Linked DNA regions of Mus musculus: region 2 is linked to region 1. The links are chromatin loops, found by intact Hi-C in ENCODE. Cell type or tissue: left cerebral cortex. All regions are shown on one strand. Each heading gives the region's core, and the rest is flanking DNA. Links, peaks and the distances in the headings are about the cores only.

Region 1 (7,309 bases), core at 925-5,924:
CCTTATCCCCACGATCACACATCCTCCCTTAGCAGTCTTAACTCTCTCTTCATCTCCTTTCTAGTACCTTAAGTTTACCCACATTTACCCTCATTTGCATATACTCATGTATACATTAGAGGCATAAGAGAGCATGTGGCTTCAGTCTTTCAGAGTTTGAGTCATCTTGGTTAATATTATAACTTCTAGATTCATTTCCTGAAAATTTTATAACTTTAGTTTTTACTGTGACTCTGTGTATATGAGCCTGTACTGGCTACTTTTATGTCAACCTGACCAAAAGCTAGAATTGTCAGAGAGGAAGGAGCCTCAGCTGAGAAAATGCCTCCATAAGATCTGGCTGTATGGCATTTTCTTAATTAGTGATTGATGGGAGAGAACCTAGCCCATTGTGGGTGGTTTGCATCCTGGGCTGGTGGTCCTAGATTCTACAAGAAAGCAGGTTGAGCAAGCCATGAGGAGCAAGCCAGTAAGCAACACCCCTCCATGGCCTGTGCATTGGCTCCTGCCTCCAGGTTTCTGCCTTGTTTGAGTTCCTGTCCTGACTTCCTTCGATGATGAACTGTTATATGGAATTGTGAGCTAAATAAACCCTTTCCTCCCCAAGCTGTCTTTGGTCATGGTGTTTTATCACAGCAATAGCAACCCTAAGACAGCCGCATCTTCATTACCCATTCATCTGTTGATGGGCATAGAGATGGGCTCCACCGCACAGATATCATGAGTAAGAGCAGCAATAAGCATTGGACATGCAAAGTGTCTCTGTTGAAGAATATTGAGTCGTTTAGACTTATGCCAGGAAGTGGGATAGCTGGGTCACGTGGTGGTTTTATTTCCAATTTTTTGAGAAACCTCTATACTAATTTCCAGAATGGCTATACTAGTTTGCATTCCCCACCAGTAGTGAGTATAGCAGTGAGTAAGGGTTCTACTTACCCCAGCATCTGTTGTCAGATTTCTCGATGATAGAATCTTGATGCATTCTAACTGGAATGAGGTGGTATCCCAAAGTAGTTTTAATTTGCGTCTCTCTGATTGCTAGAGGTGCTGAATACTTAAAAAAAATAATAATAAATACTTATTGGCCATTTACATTTCAATAAAACTATCCATTTCATTGGGCTGTTTGTCTATTCCTTTGAGACTTTGTGCACAAAGTTGCATTCTGCTCTCCTCAGCAGCTGTGGATGGCTACAGTATGTAATTTCCTTACTGGGTGGCTCATTTGAGTCTGTTTTTCCCTTGTCTTTCTTTTGGTAAGACTAATTTATGCTTGTCAGCCCTTTGTTGAAGTTCACAGCTAACTCTTTTTCTTTTTCTTTCTTTCTTTTTTTTTAAAAGGATTTATTTATTTATTATATGTAAGTCCACTGAAGCTGTCTTCAGACACCCCAGAAGAGGGCGTCAGATCTCGTTACAGATGGTTGTGAGCCACCATGTGGTTGCTGGGATTTGAACTCAGGACCTTGAGAAGAGCAGTCAGTGCTTGAGATACCACTAAGCTATCTCGCCATCCTGCTAACTCTTTTTCAAAGCACTTTCAAATCACAACCATAGTATAGGACTATCCCTGAAGATGCTGACTGGTAGACAGAGTTAATGTTTACCTGCCATTCAGAAAAAAAAAAATCGTACTGGTGAAGGCAAAGGGTCTCCCACCTGTGGGAGGCTCCTGGGTCTGATGGGAAATTATACCTTCTGTCATCATAATATGATGAAATTGGAATGGTTTGGGGAGCAAGCCAGTTCATGTGGCTCTGGGGTCAGAGAGGACCCTCAGCTAGAATCCTGACCACCTGGCAGACAGGCCTAATATTTACTTGTAGTATGAACCAGTTACTTCCCTCTCAAACACCATCTAAGCCAATGGTCCTCAACCTTCTCAATGCTGTGACCCTTTAGTGTAGTTCCTCACGTTGTGGTGACCCCTGACCATAAAATTATTCCGTTATTACTTCATAACTGCAATTTTGCTAGTGTTATGAATCATAATGTAAATATCTGATATGCAGTTAGTCTTAGGTGACTCCTGTGAAAGGGTCGTTCGACCCCCAGAGGGGTCGCCACCCACTGGTTGAGAACCACTGATCTAAGCATAAATAACTTCAGCATTACACAAAGTGTGTAGGCATGTGTACATTCTTATGAACATGTTTCCTACAAAAGATTCATCTTACAGGTCTGTCCACTCATTCACATCTGGCTGGATAACAGATGCTCTAACTCTCGTGCCTGCTTCTGCATTGTCCTGGTACCACATCTCACACCATGTCACCCCCAAAGACCTCCAGAGTCAGTGAGAGTGAAAAATATATGTAACAATTTGGTGTAATTGTTAGAAATAATTCTCAACTCAGGGACCCTTGAAAAAATGGTTTCACCAGGTCCTTCGACCACAAGGAGAGCTACTGCAAAAATATTCTGGCTCCCCTGAAACTGGAAATTAAAAAAAAAAAAAAGGAAACTGGAAATAGAATCAAGATCAGGAGAACCCGTGGGAAAATGCACAGCCAGAGAGATTCCCAAGCACATATGTGTTTAAGTGGGTATCTTTTCCAATGACAACATTCTACTGCTAGTGGGCCACATGCCCTATGGTTCCTTGACTAACCCATAAATACCTAAAGTCATGCTACATAGGCTTAAGCTAAGATGCCAGCAAGCCATCACCTGCAGGTAAGCCAATGAAACAAAAGCAGGTTTTCTTATGGGAAGACTCTCAGGGCCGAGTTCCGGGGTCCCCAGACCTGTACTCTCAGACAATTTAGGCCACTCATTTATGTGATCCTGAGTAAGTTGCTTACCCTATTTAAGCCTTAAGTTTTAGGGATCTGTAAAGTGAGAGGAGCTGGGAAATACCATATTCCTAAGGCTCTTAGGAGGCAAACCTTGGGATTCAACTCTGTGGTGCTAAACATGGACATGATTGGCCACATTGCCCCCAAAACACCTAGCCTTGGAAGACAAATAACATGGGTCTGAGATCTGGCCTGCCAACCATTGCGGGCCAACTTCTCAGATTAAACAAATATAATACATGAACCTGGCTTGTAGATTTTCAATAAACACTCACTTTTCTATTTAATCAATGAGGAAATAGACTCAAAGAAAGGCACCTTGCCCGGCGTCATCAGCTTGTTGGTGACAGACACGAGACTATCATTTCCAGATTTAAAGCCCAGATCGCTGTCTTCCAGGTAAGCAATAAAATAGGAAGGCTCCATCCCTGTCCCTTCCCCCAACACAGCTCATGATGGACAGACAAGAGAATGCGTCTGTGAGGAATGAACTCACATGGTTCCCCACGGCACCACAACTCCAGAAAGGAGAGATTGACTACCTAAGTAACTTAGAAAATGCTGGAAGGGTCAACCCTAGTCCACCTCCACACCAATGCTCTCCCACACCAATGTTCTCCCTCAGCATTCCTCTCCCAGAGCAATGCTCTCCCAGAGCAATGCTCTTTCATAGCAATGCTCTCCCACACCCTGAAGATTTGAAAACCATTATTCTGTCATTTAACTAATGAAATCAATGGAAACTTCTGTGGTGCTTGGTTTAGCCTAGAAATGCTGTGTAAGATATAAAATTCTTGAGCAATCATCGGAATATCAGGGATGGAGAGATGGCTCAGCAGTTGAGAGCACTGTCTGTTTTTTTTTCCCAGAGATCCTAGGTTTGATTCCCAGGGCCTACATTGCAGCTCTGCCCGCATTGTTCCTAAGTGGTAACTTCAGTTCCAAGGGCTCTGGTGCCATCTTCTGGCCTCCTGAAGTGCCAGGCACACATGTGATACACAGACATGCATTCAAGCAAAACATCCACCTGCGTTTAAAAAAAAAAAATTGCAGGGGCTGAAGATTGGGGGAGGGAAGTTAGGGAAACTTTACCCTATGAGCATCTTTGGTCTAAACTAGTAGAGATAGTTTCCCATGCCAAAATGTATGGTAAAGTCTTGACATTAAAACCCCACCCAGTGGTACATAGAGAACAGAGCTTCTCCCTATAACCTGCATCCCTATCCTAAACTTGCCTCTATTCAGGTTATCCTGTCCATCATCTCTCTAGCCGGTGGAGTCACAATTCGAACAGTCCATGCTTTTCTTCTCCAAGGTTTTGTGATTAGAACGTTCTTAGCTTGGGCTGAAACGTAGCTCAGGGGTAAAGCGCTTGCTTAGTTTTCATGAGATCCTGGACTCCACCCTCAGCACAGGAAACAAAACCAAATCACTAGCCCAGGAATGGCAGTGAACTGTTCATTCCAGCACTCAAGAGGCTGCGACAGGAGGACTTCGTGAGTTCAAGGCCACTGAATTATATAGTGAGTTTCCAAAACAAACACACAAAAAAAGTTCTTAGCACCAAGTCCAGTGGGCTTTTTTTCCCAGTTGCATTTATCCCTGATGCCAGCAGCTGTAGGAACTTGACCCAACTTGACCCAGAATCTGTTCCGTCACCTGTGGCATCTGTAATTAATTGCTCAACAGACTCAAAGACCTTTAGTTTAAGCAATGAAACTCGGGTCAAGTATTCAGAGTAAGTTCAAAGATACAATTGTATCTTTATATTTTTGCTACTTTGTTAAAATTCTTTTCTTCTTTAGCGGACTCCTGACCACCCATGTTTACGGAGCACACACAGAGTGATGACCAGGTCCATGTGATAGCCAACATCAGGACACAGAGTACTGTCATGTTCTTATTTCTCATTCTTCAAACAAATATCCGATCAGTTGCTACAGACCACCTGCATCTCTTCTTATCGTAGATCACACAAAACTTGTCTATCGTATCTAACCATATTTCAGTACCCACTATCCAACTTCTACTTGCCTCCACCTCTCCCAGCCTCTCAAAATTTCTATTACACTCTTTTTTTCTTTAAGACCAACTTTTCCAGCTTTCATATTTAAATGAGAGCATGCAATACTTCTCTTTCTCTGCTGGCTTCTTTCCTGTGGTGGTTTGAATATGTTGGCCTATGAGAAGTGGCACTATTAGGAGGTGTGGCCTTGTTGGAGGAAGTACATCACTGTGGGGGTGGGTTTTAAGGTGTTATGATTAAGCTCCGCCCAGGACAGAAGAGCAGATCTCCTTTTTGCCTTCGAAACAAGATGCAGACCTCTCAGCTCCTTCGGCACTATGCCTGCCTGGACGCTGCCATGCTTTCTGCCTTGCCTTGATGATGATAATGGACTAAACCTCAGAATCCTGCAAGCCAGCCCCAATTAAATGTTGTCCTTTATAAATTTGCCTTAGTCATGGTATTTCTTCACAGCAATGGAAACCCAATTTTTGCTGATAATTATGATGCTTTTAGAATGATGAATGTCGCTGTTTCAAGGGGAAAGGTCACCAACAATAACTCAAAAGAAGCATGACTACATAAATCATATGTAAATACACAGATATATATCGCCTACATAGATGACATGACAGAAGGGCAGTGGTTAGAGTGGAAAGGAGCCAGCAGGAGCAGGGAGGAACAAGGAGAGGAACAGGGGAGCAAGGAGGGGCAGGAGGGTAGTAAGGGATGAAAGAACAAACTGTAATGATATGTGTGCATGAAAATGTGATCAGAAAACCCATTGTTTTGTATACCAAAAACAACAAAAGGAAACTTTAGTACCAATTTCTCCTCAAACAGGCAATCTTTTGTACACATAAAATAGCCCTTTTCTTCGATAGGTGTAGTGGCTATTCCTGGTTGTCAACTTGACAATATTTGGAATGAACTACAATCCGGAATTGGAAGGCTCACCAGTGACCCTTATCTGGAGGCTTGGAGATCCTTATCTGGATCTTGGTTTGAAGATCTTGAGCCATAGTGGCTATGGATTCCAGAAGATTGAATCTCCGAGTTAAGGAACACACCTTTAATCTGGGCTATGCCTTTCATCTGGGATTAAAGGTGTGGTGGAACACACCTTTAATCTGGGCTACACCTTTTGCTGGAGACAATATAAGGACATTGGAAGAAGGGAGTCTAGCTCTTGCTCTTGCTCCTTCGCCTGCTTGCCGTGTGAGACTGAGTAACTGCTAGATCCTTGGATTTCCATTCACAGCTGCGACTGAACAATTGTAAGGAATTGGGCTGCCGACTGTAAGTTATCAATAAATTCCTTTACTAACTAGAGACTATCCGTAAGTTCTGTGACTCTAGAGAACCCTGACTAATACAGAAGTTGGTACCAGGAGTGGTTCTAGAGTAACAGAAGTACAAGGATGAATCTTTTAAAATTCTGGAATTGGCTTGTTGATCCACCAGCACTTTCAACTATTGAAACCTCTCCAGATTCTCTCCCTCCTGGGAGCTCAGAGAATTTTGAAGACCCATGGTTGAAACTATATTCCGAACTTAAAGAAGCTAATGCCCTTGATTTTCTTAATGAATTAGGTGATTCAGTGCACAAAGCTTTCTACAAGATGGGGAAAAAATCGAAAAATGATTTTACTGGCTGGCTGCTCTTAGTATCTGTGGAAAAAATGATGAATGAAAGGAAGGAGTTGTGTGATAAAATCGAAAGGCTCCAGACACAAGTAAACGATCTAAAAGTTGCTAAGTGTGTCCTTGAGGAGAATCTTCTCTCTTGTAGCAATAGAGCTCAAGTTGCAGAAAATCAAACAGAAACTCTCATTGTAAGGTTGGCTGAACTACAGCGAAAATTCAAGTCTCAGCCTCAGAGTGTGTCGACAGTTAAAGTAAGGGCTCTAATTGGCAAAGAATGGGATCCTACAACATGGGATGGGGATGTGTGGGAAGACCATGTTGAAGCTGAGAATTTTGAATCCTCAGATTCTCAAGGGTTTGCCCCACCTGAGGAAGTAGTACCCTCAGCCCCACCTCTTGAAATAATGCCTTCCCCACATGAGGAAATTAATTTTGCAGAGTCTGCTCACGGCCCACCAATAGTTTCTTCTAGACCTGTAACCAGACTCAAAGCAAAACAGGCTCCTAGAGGGGAGGTAGAAAGTGTAGTCCATGAGGAAATTCGCTACACTACTAAGGAGCTTAATGAGTTTGCTAATTCATTCAAGCAGAAACCTGGTGAATATGTGTGGGAATGGATTTTAAGGGTGTGGGATAAGGGTGGAAGGAACATAAAACTAGAGCAGGCTGAGTTTATTGACATGGGTCCTCTGAGTAGAGATTCTAGGTTTAATACGGAAGCTCGCATAGTTAAAAAAGGTGTCAAAAGTTTGTTTGAATGGTTGGCTGAGGTGTTTATCAAAAGATGGCCTACTGGAAATGACTTGGAGATGCCTGATATTCCATGGCTTAGTGTTGATGAAGGGATTTTAAGACTTAG
Region 2 (7,309 bases), core at 1,146-6,145, 57 kb before region 1:
TAGACCCTTCCTAATACAAACTCCCACCGTGCCCATGGAGAGTGCAGAGTAGGAATGGGATGTTGGGAAAGTCTGGGGAGGGAACTGGAGAGAGAGCTCAATCAGGAACGTCTTACTCTGTAAGCATGGGGACCTGCACTTGATCCCTAGAACAAAGGAAAACACCAGGTTCTGTGGCACACACTTGTACCAGCTCCAAGAATGTGGAGACAGGCCAGCCCAGCTTGTGTGGCCAGATCCAGGCCACTGAGAGAGCCTGTCTCAACAAACAGCTGGATGGCAGCTGAGGAAACTGTGCCTGATGTTGATCTCTAGCCTCCAAATGTGCAAGCTCACACACATACAAATAATACTTACTGCACTTCCCTGGTACTGAGAAGGTGTCTGGAAAAGCAACTGGGAGCTGAGATGGGAGCAGGCACCGCAGTTGAAAGGCGGTGCACATAGATGTGCACAGTGTAATCAGCCAGGGTTGAGAGTTCATCTAAGGACACTCACACACTGGTCTGCAAGGGGCATGTTCTAAGCCTTAGGTGGCATCATTATGGTCAACTAAGGCAGAGTGATGTGGCTATGACATCATTCTATGATACAATCTGATAGAGTCACAACTAGAAATATAGACCAGTGTTGAGTAAAATACCCTTATATGGTTCGTGCTACAGAATGAAAATGGGGTAAGCAAAACTCTCCCCTGTCCCTCTGTACTCCCCAGTGTGTGTGTGTGTGTGTGTGTGTGTGTGTGTGTGTGTGTGTGTGTGACTGGTATTTGGAGAACTGTCTATCTGTCCACTAAAACATTAATAATAAGGCAATGAGGGTACCTTATTTTACTTGATACTTTAGACTTCTGAAAATAAGGATTTCTTACAAGATTAACAAGGTAACATGATTAAAGTTGTCACTGGTTTTATTAAAATGGGTTTTAGAAGCAGAGGAAGGCTCAGAGAAAAAGTGGATCAGAGGGGAGGCCAGGAAGCAAGCAAGGTGGAAGAGAATATGAAAGCCTGAAGAGGGGCCATGGAGCACAGAGGGCAGTGTGTGCTGGGGACCATCATCCTGTAGGGACAGTGATGGTCAGGATGCCCCTGGGGACAGTCTGACTCTCTCTCTCTCTCTCTCTCTCTCTCTCTCTCTCTCTCTGTCCTGGAGTGTTCTGTATCTCTGGGTTTTCTTGCCCAATGAAGGGCATGGTGAATGGGAACAGGGTGGTCTTTGGTGGTGAGCAAAAAGAGGGACAGAGGGCAAAAATAGGGAGCCAAAGACCCAGGCTCCCAGGCACCAAGCCACTTGGAGAGAAGGTACAGGAAGACTGCCTTTTGGAAGAACCTCCAAAATGGCCTCCCAGTCCCTAAATTTTCAGTCCCAGGGCATATAGATGTATTAATACACCCGGTTGGGAACCTAACTCACTGATATTTATATTCCCCCTCTGCCTGCCTACCTGTCTGTCTGTCTCTGTCTCTGTCTCTCTCTGAGTGTATGTGTGTGTGTTGGGGGGGGGGGGGTGTGCACACGTGCGCATACACATGCATGAGCCAGGGATAAAGTGGGATCCTGGTTACACTGTCCTCTACCAGAAAGGTCAAGCAAGCAACTATAATTATTCCAAGGAACATCACTCCCCGCCAGCAGAGCTAAAATCACAGCTTCCTAACCTGGATGCCTCCCACAGACGGGAATGGCCCCGAATCTCTGGATGCTCGCTAACAGAGTGGCAGCGGATGAGTCCGCACAGTTGCTCTGCTCTCCTTGGCCCATGTGGAGCCTCTGCTCAGTATGTTTCCTCTGCCCCCCCCCCCGCGCCCCAATCCTAGGAGCCGGAATGATCCCCTTTTACTCCCAGAATCCAGTCACCCCATTGTACCCATCAAAGCACCCGGGGCCCGGAGAGCAAAGGGTCTTGCTGAAAGGCACAATGTGAAATGACTAGAAGCCCACCAGGGGACACCCCTCTCCTCTCAAAACCTTCCCTGAAGAGAGCCACTGTTTCTCAAACCTGCCTGTGGAGGGGAAGCAGGATCCGAGCAAGGTTTCCTGTCTGGGCTGAGAGTGAAAGGGTAGCCACATAAGGCTTCAAAGAGCCCTGGCCTCGCCAAACTGGCTGCACACAGCCTGACAGAGCCGGGGCCAGCGCTCCCGCCCTCCTCTGCTCTGCAGCCAAGGCCATTCATTCTCTCCCTTCCTCCCAGGAGCACCAGGAGGCCAGGGAATGGGACTCAGCTTCCCCAGCAACCGAGAGCCATGCCACCCAAGGCGTGAGCTCTGGGAATACGTCCTGCCTCCTCACACTGACTGCCTCAGCAGGCGGTGGGCAGTGCCCGACCTGCCTTTCAGGCTGCAGCAGGATTTGAACTCGAGAGTGGCTTCCTTGGCTTCCGAGCTAGAAAGAAATATAGATCATAGATGGGGAACCTGAGCTTCAAATATCAAGGCCAGATTATGGCAAAGGCATGATCCACTCTGTTCCTGTAGTTCCCTGCCTGAAGGCATCTACAGCTAGGAAATCTCTCTTTCCTAGAGAAGAGGCACAGAGGGAAAGAAAGCCCAGCCTTCAGAGTCTCTACTAGCTCGAGCATTATCTTTGAGCTGGACTAGCGTTGGTTGTGCACTCTGGGAGGAGATTTTGAGTCAGAGGCTAAGCCTGTCGAGGGGTCTGTGTGGTTCAGATCTGTTCTAACGTCCAGGTTTCCGTGTTTGCCCGGACGGCTCTTGCGCCCTGAAATCGGTGCACTCTAGGACGTGTTCACCTTAGGGTCTGTGCGTCCCTCGGATTCTTTGCAGAGCACCTCCTATCTGGTGCCTGGAGCGTCTGAGCACGCGTCCCAGGGGAGCTCGTCCCCACGGAGGAATCTATGCGTTCCAGCTCAGCGTTCCCGGGTTCCGTGCCCGTTATTGCACTGGGCACCCGGATTCCGCCAGGCTGCCCAGACACGCAACTGACCTTGTCAGGTATCAGAATGACGAGTGGAAGCATCAGGATCGGGGTGAAGAGCAAAATCGCAAAGGACTTGAACTTGGTCACACAAGTCTTCGCCGAATCCATCGCGTGAAAGGGAGACTGACTGGAGGGAGAAAAGATTGCGAGGCAGCTAGAAGCTTCACGAGCTTAAAAGGGGGACGCGCGGTCCCACCGGATTGGGGGCGGCTACAACTCCGCCCCCCATTGCCAGGCCTCCCTGCGGTCCTGGGGCGGAGCCACCCCTCGGGGTCTGTGGGGAGTGTCTGTCCCAGGACTCTGCCACCCCGCGGCAGAGTGAGGCGTTTGCAGATTTCAGTGCTTGGCACCAGCCCTCTATGGAGAGGACTGGACCCTGGCACCTCACCACTTGCCAGCCCGTTGGCGCTGCTCTGGTCCTCAGTACCATGCAGGGTGTGCCGGTCATTCTGCCAGCTTAAGCGTGAGGACCCTTTGTGTACTCTCACCTGCTCTCTCCTGGACTCCGGAATGTCCCAGATGAAAAACACCAGCCTGTAGGATTCTCAGGCTTCTCTCTCCAAAGCGTTCTCCTTCTCATCCCTATCCCGGAGGGGCGTCTCCTAGAGGCGATGGCCGAGCCCTGCGCCACCGCGGTCTTCTCACCTCCAAGATCCGCTGGCTTCCTCCTAGCGTTAGCCCGACTCTAGACATAGAACCCATTTCCCTCCTCGTGCCGTCTCCTACCCAGCGCACCGTAGGCGCTCTAGAGGGACCGCTAAGGAAGGCGGTCACTGTCCTCGCAGACCGAACGACTTTTACCCTCCAGCGAACGCGCTTGCGCAGGCCGGCCGTCTTTGCCCAGGCGCGGGTAGTTGCTGCCGCCCACTTACCAACCACCTCGCTAGTACCATTTTATGGTGGGAGACGGGGCCTTAGAAAAGAGGGGGCATAATCCTGCCAACCATCATCGAGGCATTCGTTCATTCATTAATCCTCCCCTTAACAGACCTGTGTGTAGTACCTGCTGTGCTAAGTCCTGTTTGGGACACCAACACAAGAGGGTGCAATGACATTATTGACACTTCGGTGAGTTCTTTCTCTTCTGCCTGCCTCTCATTCTCCTCTGGGGAGTCTTATCCACAGGCTACTTGACACATGGCTGAGTCCAGATTCCTGTACAGTCAGCTCTCACCACTGATCAAGATGCTATCTAGTTGCTGACATGGTTAGCGTGTTTACGACTAGGATGGCTGCTTCTGTTCTAAACATGGAAACCATCGGCGTACTCTGAACTATATACAACAGAGACCGACTATTAGCACGGCACTTACACTGTGTGTTAGGTGTTGCAAGCAATCCAGAGATGAAGTAAAGAATAGGTTATATGCAATTGCTACGAATTATATGAGACTAACCTCTCCTCCCTCTTCTCCACCCCTAGCCCTGCCACCACCACCACCAGGAAAGAACTACTGAATTCCCCACCTTCTCAGCCTGTGAATGTCGAAGGCCCTAAAACAGAACACACATTTGTATCAAGATTTTTGACTCTGTTCCTGTGACCTGCCTGTCACCTTGCCCTCAAGTCTGCAACTGCCTTCTTCAGGCCCTCTCTATTTTCGGTTTGTTTGCTTGTTTGCATCTATGTGGCCCTGGGCCCATCCCTTCCCCCAGGGCAATTAAAACTAGAGTTCCTGCTTTGGGGTGTGTGTGTGTGTGTGTGTGTGTGTGTGTGTTTCAAGACTCTATGTGTATGAGTATTTTGCATGCATATATATGTGTGTATCATTTGCATGTCTGATAACCCCAGAGTCAGAAGAGAGTGTCAGAGTCCCTGAAACTGAAATAATAGACAGTTGGGAACAGCCATATGGGTTCTGGGAAATGAACCCAGGTCCTCTTCCAGCAAGAAGAGTGAGTCCTGCTGTTAACCATGGAGCCAGCTTTCCAGCCTTTTGGAGTTTTTATTTAATCTTCGTTTTATTTATCACCATGTGCCCACTTAACACCCTTTACCAGGCCTCATTCAGGACGTTCACTCAAAGTCTGGGATCTACGATGCTGGTCAACCATTCTGCTGTAATTTAAGTGCTTTAAAGTCTATAAAGTGTGCGCTGCAGCTAAATGCCTGAATCCATACTCTGTCCCTGTGTGGCCTTGGTGGATGTTTCCATTCTGGATTCATCTTCTCATATATAGAATCAGATCAACTTTGATTCCCAGTAGTCGTTTTAAGACCCCCAAGTCAATGTTCTGAGTGTTTAAAGTAGCTCTGTGGCTTACAGTCAGCCATCAGTGGCATTCGCCCTTGCAATAATATGGGACACACTGTGGGTATCCTTGGGCAAAAGATCTTCCAAGTTCGAGGAAGGCTTCATAGAGGGGGGCAGCATTTGAGTGGAGACTTCAAGGTAAAGAATTTGCCAGGGAAAGCTAGTCAAAACCATCACAGAGTGTTCTCTCAAACATGGAGCTCAGATTTAAACTGTGTGTGTGTGTGTGTGTGTGTGTGTGTGTGTGTGTGTGTGTATTAACATATAAGGGGTCGTGAGACCAGGAAGATGCTGGAGGAGAAGGAGCACTACCAGAAGTGGAAAGAGAGCAACAGGATCCATAATGTGACATAAAAGTAGAAGGGAGGACTGTCTGGGAAGGGAAAGGAACCATGGGGCGGGGCGCCGCACAGAGAAGGCGACAGGGGAAGGGACAAACAGAAACAAACGGCACACATGCATGAAGATGCCATCTTGAAACCCAGTACCCTGAATGCTCACCCAAAAATCAGTCAAATGTAAACTTCCAAAGGCAGTTTATCCAAGGTCATTCAGGGATGTTGGAAACTAGTGTCACAACAGCAAAACACAAGTCAATGAAGAGTCCGTACCAGGTTCAGGGACGAGCAGACTACCACACAGCTTTTACATGGGTACTGGGAACAAAACTCAGGTACTTAAGCTTGAGCAGCAAGCACTTTACTGAGCCATCTCTCCAGCACCCCGTACCCCACCTTGCAAGGGATTTTTAAAAAATCCAAATATTCAAGCAAAAAAGAAAGTAATCAGGAATAAAGATTATTTTAGAAAACAGTGGATTTTGTAGAAATCTATCTGAATCACTGGATACTATTTTGATCTTAAAACTGTACTAAAAGCTGTACTTAATGTCTTTTAAAAAGATGTTCCATTTATTTTAGTTACATGTACGTGCGTGTTGGCATGTGTGAGTGTGCGCGCATGTGCCCAAGGAGGCCAGCAGAAGTGTCAGGTTCCCCCTGGAAGTTGAATAACACATGCTTGTGAGGCACCCAAAGTATATGGGAACTAAACGGGGGTTCTCTGAAGAGTGGCAAGCATTCTTAACTGCTGAGCCGACTCTCCAGCCACTCACTCTCAACTGAAAATAATAGCTCTCAAAATATGAATTCAAACATTAAGATGCATTTATTGAACTCCCAAATTGTTAACTGAAAATAATACTCATGATGCACATAGAATTGTTTGGGGAATCTTTGGTTGATAACAGTTTATACCGTGTGATCATTTTTGCCTCCTTCCTGCCGAATCATTTCATACCATTTTAATCTTAAGACTAACATACCAAAAGTCTACTGTTAGAACAAGAGTTTTAGAATGAAGTGCTTCACCAGTTTGGCCCCAACTTCAAAGTGTAGCTTTTACTCTGTGGTCCAAACAACATCAACATTAAAGTTTTGAAAATGCACCAGTCGGTGGGTGGATTTCTTACGAACAGGGATGTGATGAAAACAGGGTTGGGAATGCTCTCGGACATGGTGAGGCAGCAGATACACTTCTCCAAAGACGATCTCCAAACTAGAAACCCAGCCAGCAAAAGCTTTCAGCTCCACAAAATACCAAATACAAAGCAAATCAGACAGGGAACAAACAAAATCAATGGCTTATTACACCATCCCTGAGCAGAAGCATCGAAGTAGGAAACTGCCTCTAAAAGTGTACCCACTGATTTTAAAAGGGGGGGGGGGGTGTGCATCGGTTGAGAGTCTTAACAGAGTTAACAAAGCCTGATGTTTCCATGAGGCAATCAAAGTCTACTCTGAGAAACCTTACAATGAACCTCGCTGCTGGAGGGTTCTTGACACTTGATTTCAAACTGTACTGCAGAGCCATAGAAACAAAAATGGCAAGGCAGTGACATAAAAACAGATGTTCTAGGAGTGACAGTTACTTTATTCTTGACAAAGTTACCAAAAATATCCCTTGGAGAAAAGGCCAGACTCTTCCACAAATGGTGTTGGGAAAAGTACTAATCTGTAGGAGAATGAAACTAGGCCTGCCACCTCTCTGTATAATAAGAAGGTTAAAATGGACTGAAGTCCTGAAAACATGCAACTTTGAAACTACTATAGCAGTG

What was found. Hi-C counts contacts between places; a loop is a spot of excess contacts. Peaks named below come from ENCODE experiments on the same cell type or tissue, not always from the same donor. Only the 100,000 strongest peaks of a DNase experiment are listed, where the experiment ranks them.
Region 2: a loop joins it to region 1, with 1.9 times the contacts of the local background. A loop is called at or near these places in 2 of 42 quality-filtered maps.

Annotation. Positions count from the first base shown.
Region 1 is chr11:72,320,850-72,328,158 of GRCm38, forward strand. No RefSeq gene overlaps it. Among named protein-coding and RNA genes, the nearest start is that of Fbxo39, 10 kb to the left of the region's middle. In left cerebral cortex, for the core only: a CTCF peak has its summit at 3,765 (motif pointing left); a DNase peak (open chromatin) is centred at 3,770.
Region 2 is chr11:72,263,520-72,270,828 of GRCm38, forward strand. Slc13a5 (solute carrier family 13 (sodium-dependent citrate transporter), member 5) reads right to left here and starts at 3,085. Exons shown (of 12, transcript NM_001004148.4): 1 at 2,945-3,085. The coding sequence starts at 3,046. 1700051A21Rik (RIKEN cDNA 1700051A21 gene) reads left to right here and starts at 3,325. Exons shown (of 2, transcript NR_045922.1): 1 at 3,325-4,006; 2 at 4,362-5,037. In left cerebral cortex, for the core only: a CTCF peak has its summit at 3,256; DNase peaks (open chromatin) are centred at 1,682, 2,173, 3,214 and 3,697; H3K4me3 peaks cover 2,017 bases; H3K27ac peaks cover 1,844 bases.